2 separate regions of the Mus musculus genome follow, and region 2 is linked to region 1. The links are chromatin contacts, found by Hi-C or POLR2A ChIA-PET in ENCODE. All regions are on one chromosome and are shown on one strand. The core of a region is the stretch at or near the end of the contact, and the rest is flanking DNA. Distances in the headings are between cores, read along the strand shown. Region 1 has its middle 11 kb from the start of Gm39286. Region 2 overlaps Gm31718 (a long non-coding RNA gene).

Evidence for each region. Hi-C counts contacts between places; a loop is a spot of excess contacts on that map. ChIA-PET counts read pairs that join two places held with the same protein, here RNA polymerase II (POLR2A).
Region 2: a map of T-helper 17 cell shows a loop between it and region 1 (2.1-fold over the local background). The contact joins two enhancer-like sites. A Hi-C loop is called at or near these places in 1 of 37 maps with a recorded cell type or tissue (T-helper 17 cell). POLR2A ChIA-PET finds 5 or more read pairs at or near these places in 2 of 5 experiments (Patski and embryonic stem cell).

The regions. Positions count from the first base shown.
Region 1 is chr8:126,581,310-126,584,224 of GRCm38, reverse strand. No RefSeq gene overlaps it. Among named protein-coding and RNA genes, the nearest start is that of Gm39286, 11 kb to the right of the region's middle. Within about 2 kb of position 1,549, at least 1 of the 3 ENCODE cell types and tissues checked has a DNase peak (open chromatin) inside an H3K27ac peak, as active enhancers do.
Region 2 is chr8:126,893,874-126,896,788 of GRCm38, reverse strand. The region is part of intron 1 of Gm31718 (a long non-coding RNA gene); the gene reads left to right. Among named protein-coding and RNA genes, the nearest start is that of Gm31718, 13 kb to the left of the region's middle. Within about 2 kb of position 1,453, at least 1 of the 3 ENCODE cell types and tissues checked has a DNase peak (open chromatin) inside an H3K27ac peak, as active enhancers do.

The sequences.
Region 1 (2,915 bases), core at 300-2,799:
CGCGCGTGAGTTGGCGCCCGCAGGAATGCGCGCGCAGGCTGGAGCTGCGCGTGCTGCACCAAATAAAGTCAAAGGCTTGTCTGGCGAGGGGGGGGCGCTGGCGCCTGGGGCCCCGAGGGTCACACGCGGCTGCTTTAGTCGCCAGCGTGTGCTGGGGGAGGGGGGGAGGTTGGGGGAAGGAGGGGGATTTGTGAAGTTTACAGAAGCCTCCGGACAAAAGCTGCCCAAATGTCACTCCGTTTTTGGAAACCATCATTCCGGGGGTGAGGGTGGGGGTGGGGGGCGAGGGGGGTTAGGGCTGTAGCTATAATAAGCCAAATGTTTCATGCTGATGCTGTAAACATACGTGTCAAAAGGACGTCCGTGTGAGCAGAGAGCATACCCATGCTGGACCATGTTCAAAGTGCAATTGGGAAGCAATCCTCAGGACACAGTCCACGCGGGAGCTCCCAAGTCTGATCAGGCGCTCGATCAGCTGGCTGTCCAGTCGGGCATAAATAATGTAGAAACAATTTAAGGCCAGAGAGCGCGTTTAAGGTGCTACCCAGTTAACTTCACATTTTTCTGAATTATTCAGTTTAACGCTCTGCAGTACTGGGGTGGGGGTTGGGGGGAGAGAGAAACAAAAATAAGCTCCGTGTTATTTTATTTATTTATTTTTTTTTAATTCTCTGTCGAGTGTGGTGGCTAATGCCTGGAATCCCAGCACTGTGGAGGCAGAAGGGTCTTAAGTTCAAGACCAACCTGCCCTACATAGCGCATTCCTGTCTCAGAAGGAATACAGTGTGTGTGTGTGTGTGTGTTTGTGTGTGTGTGTGTGTGTGTGTGTGTGTGTGTGTGTGTGTGTGATGACATTTCTCTCTCAGCAGTCTTGGAGCAGATTGTGCCTATCCTGGGGAGATAGGGACCTCCCTCATTCAGGCCTTAGTGACAGCTTGCCATTGCTTCAACAGCGATTGCAGCACATGGATGGGACACTGAAGAGGTTTGTGTGTCTAGAATCCTACTCACAACCTGCCTGGAGACTTGGCTCGCACCTTGAGAGGCAATTGTGATGGAAATCAAAGGCACACTGAGCACACAAGGCTTCCTGGTTCAAACTTCTGAGAGAAAGTTCCTGTTCTTTCCCTGTGGCTGTGTGTCTACAGCCAGAGGCTGTTCTCATGGAGACACAAGAGAGTTCTGTGCTGAGACCTGAAGTTTTAAGTTCCATTAGGAACGCACCTCTCTGCCTATGCTTCACACAGCAGTTGCCACACACAGGGCTGGGGAATCTTCCTAGACTATGAGCATCTCATGGCATCATGTACACTTAGTTGTCTTAATGATTAAAACAACAAAACAACGAGTATTCACCCCATAGAGGAGCTAAGAATCAGGCAGTCTCTGTGACAGGGTTCTGATCTGAAAAGGCACTAGGTGTGTGGCAACAGGGTGCTTGCTGGGTTACACCAAATAAATATTTTCCGTTATTATGTGAACGTGGGTAACAAGGAGTCCCTCTGAAACACTGGAGAGCAGGGCGCCCCCTGCTGTGCTCACTCCTGGAGAGCAGGGTTCTACAGGGCACCTCCTGCTGGGGACCAAAGGCTGATTTTCATTGGGTATCAATACTCTACCCTGTGCAGGCTTTCTTATTTCATCAGTGACCTTAGAGAATAAATGGCGCCATTGGAAATAAAATAAAAATACGATCTGCAAATAGAAGAGGTGAATACTTTCTAAAAATAATCCGTTCAGAGGTATTCATGGACAGTCTCTTGAGCATATCATTAGGCCCACAAAGCAGCTTGACATTGACCCACCTGTGACTTTGGAAGCAAGGACTGCATTTGTGTGGTTGTGGGGGGTGGAGGATTTTAAATATATTTTCTAAAAGCATTAACAAAAAAAAATAAATGGAGGGGGCAGGAATTAAAGAACTCCTTCATTAGGTTAACTTCAATGGAGATGTTCTATGTGTAAAATTTCATTTTATTTTCTGATGAACCATATATCTGTGCCCTAGAGCCAGTGGATCCAAAAAAATAAAAATAAATAAATAATAAATAAAAAGTAAAAGCCATGGAAGCCATGAAGAGTTGGTCAACCACAACTTTGTAGCTTGAGAAGGAACTTAGTCAAGGGGTGAGCAGCAAACCAAGCCATCCAGTTAGCCCCAGGGGGTTTCTCTTGTGGTGTCTGCTGAGGTTGTGGACCATTGGGGTGAGGTTGGGACTCTCCAAGGCCCAGAGGAATCCCAGACATTGCAGTAGGAAAGAGATGGCACGTGTAAGAATGGTGACTGGAGAGAAAGCTTCCACCAGACCCCCACCTGCCCACTGTGATTCGTGTCTTCACTGATTGGTTTCCCTGGGTTTCCCTGTATGCATGTGCCTCCTGGTAAGGAACGGGGACTGGGAGGCGTGACTCAGTTGTTAAAGTGTTTGCCGTGAAAGTATGAAGACCCAGGTTTGGATCTCAAGAGTGCCCATGCAAAGAGCTGGGTACGCAGTGTAACCTCTGCAAAAAGGCTTGAAACTCTGTACTGAGAGGCAGGCTCATTGGCCAACCATCCTAGCTAATCATTGCACTTCATGTTCGGGGAGAGATCTTGACTCAAAAGTAATGTGGAGAGCAATAGAGGGCACAGAACATTGACCTTTTGATTCCACACACATAGACAGGGACAAGTGAACTTTCGTATACATATGCACACATATACCTATGCACACATATGCACACATATACATACGCACACACATATACTTATGCACACATATACCTATACACACATATACATATACACACATATACATATGCACACATATATGCGTACCCATGTTTTACACACACACACACACAAAGAATATGGGCTAGGGTCTGATGGCTTAAACTTAAATGGTACCTCCCTCTCTAAACTTTTGTGTTTAGTC
Region 2 (2,915 bases), core at 204-2,703, 310 kb before region 1:
CATAACTTTATAATTTCTAGTTTCAGCCTCATTTTGTGTATTTTGTGCATGAATGTGGTGACCCCAAAAGCTCATGTGTTAGGTATTGGTCCCCAGCTGGTGGTGATAGTCTGAGTTATTGTGAAACCTTTGGTGTTGTGATTTAACTAGTACAAGTGTCATCATTGGAGGCAGGCCTCCAAGGTGATTTCCACCTCTGGTTCCAGGTGGGTCTGTCTGCTTCTCGATCCTCTAAGATGTGAACAAACCATGGCACAAGCTGCCACCGCCACAGATGGAGCTTCCCCCACCACATGCCTTCCTGACAATCATAGACCGTACGCCCTGAACCTGTGAGCCAAAGTAAAATCTTCCCTTAAGTTGCCTCTTCCAAGTGTGGCACATCTTCCAAGTGTTGCCTCTTATCACATCAACATGATGAATGTATACGCTCTTGCCATGTAGGCAGGCTGGTCTTCAACTGGAGATCCTCTTGGTCCAGCATGTCAAATGTTGAGTGTTGTGATTACAGGCAACATGTGTCTGGATTAGTTCCTGACATTCTTTTAAAAAGATTTATCTTTGTGTGTGTGCATGCACGTGTGTGTGTGAACGTGTGTGTGCCATGTGTTTGAATGTATGTATGCCGTGGACATATGCCACAGACATATGCCACGTGTATGAATGTATGTGTATTCCATATGTATGAATGTGAGTATGTATATATGCCGTATGTGTGTGAGTGTTTTTGTGTACATGTGTATATGCCGTGTGTGTCTATCTGTATGTGTGTATGTGTGCACCATGTGTGGGTGAGTGTGTGTTTGTGTGTGTAGTTTTCACATGTATGTCATGTTTGTGAATTTCCAGAAGAGCCCAGAAGAGGTCTTTGGAACTTATGGAGGTGGCATAACAGGTGGCTGTGAGCCTCCCAGTGCATAGAAATCAAACTTTGTCCTTGGAAAAGCAGCAAGCCCTCTTAGCCACTGATCCATCTCTCTCTAGTCCATCTGGCATTTTCAAGAACAACCAGCTAAGCCCTTGAGACTTGATGATACCAGTTCTATCAGCCATGCCAGGGTCCTCAGTCGAAATCACTGCTACTTTGTCTGGTGGAATCAACCAGTGGCAACAGCCAGCCCACTGATTCAGAGCTCCAGGTTCAGCCCCTGCCAACTCTGACCTTTTACCTCTTTTGATCTCACCACAGGCCGGATCATCCCTTTCTCGTAACAATAGCAAAAATACCAAAAGTCTTCACACAACTGTCTCCTCCATTTCTGTTTCAGGGTCTCCCTTCCTGTCCCATCTCACCCACTTCCTATCGCCATGTGGGTTACCCCTCCTCTACAGCTAGGCTGACTCGAGGCTCGTCCTCACGTGCACAGCTTCCTTCCAGAGATCTCCTAGAATTCCTGGCTCAGATGCTTGCTGCTGGTGCACACACAGATGCTGCCACTTAGCAGAATTTCCTCATCACTCAGATTGGCAAATGGAAAATGTGACTCTCAAGGATTACACACAGCTGAGACTGGGACCCAGGCAGCAGGGAAGAGGGGGGTTTCTCACTCACCCACACGCTCTTGGTGAGGAGCCATCTCCCATGTGCTCTAGGACAGCATCACCATGTGCTCACGGAGACATCTCTCTGACTGGCTGATTGATTGCTAAAATACTTGGCTCTCGAGCAAGGGTGTTTTCACTCTGCCTGGCAAATTCTCTGTATTCTTCTTAGTCCTCTGGAGCTCAGATGAAGGGGAAGCTCTGATATTACCAGAGAGCTTTCAATGGAGTGAGAAGAAGGGATGTGTCTGTGTGCAGAGGAAGAAGGTGCTAAAAGCAGGAACAGGGGAGGGCAGCTTTTCTTTTTATCTGAAACAGAGATAGGTATACTCTTACCCACCTGCCATAGCTGGCCTGAAGCCAGCTGTCTTTATATTTAAAGTTTTTCTAGAGCTTGTTTGTGGGTTGTCAATGGCTGCTTTTGTGTTGTACTGAGAGTTGAGTAGGAACTAGAGAAACAGTGTGGCCTGTCAAATCTAAAATCTTTACTATCTTTTCAGAAAATGTTTTCTGAGAGCTGCAGAGATGGCTTAGCAATGAAGAGCAATTGCTGCTCTCCCAGAGGACCCGAGTTTGATGCTAAGTACCCACATGGCAGCTCACAACTGTCTTTAACTCAAGTTCTAGGGGACTAAATGCTCCTCTGGCTTCCAAGGGCATCAGACATACACATAATTGTGTGTGTGTGTGTGTGTGTGTGTGTGTGTGTAGGCAAATAACCCATATACATGAACACACACACACTCCTTTAGAAAAAGGAAAAAGTTGTCTGTCCTAGGCTCTTTAGTGGTCCCCAGAGTAGACCTTATTATCATCGTTGAACATGGGGAGCTGGCACTTTAAGGAGGGAAGACGGCAGTGCTTGTCCAGGTTCACTACCCTAAGTGTTTGGGGTGAAACTTAAGCTATTGATTGAGAAAATACATCAGCACTTGACCAAATGCCATCAGGATAAATTCACACACACACACACACACACACACACACATACACACACACACACTCATCATGGAGCAAATCCATGTGTCCAGCTCCACCTTCCCAGGGTCCCACAACCCAGCAACTTGAAGGCCATGTTGGCAAGCTACACAGCTCTGTGTGCCTATATCTTTCTAACTGCTGTTTCTTTCCCATGGGATTCTGCAGTTTCCTTCTTAGTAAGTCCTTCAAGATTAACCTTATTGTCTTTTTCTACTCCTGTGTGCTTGTGTTCAACCCCGAACACACTGTCCATCTGCTTACAGACTTACAGGTACCTTGAGAGCTGCAACTTATATTCATGCTTATAGTCTCTGAGGTGTCTACTGGGACATTAGAGTACTGTTGCTTGAGTGGCACCTCATTTTAGGATCCCCAAGGAAAGGAAAGAATAC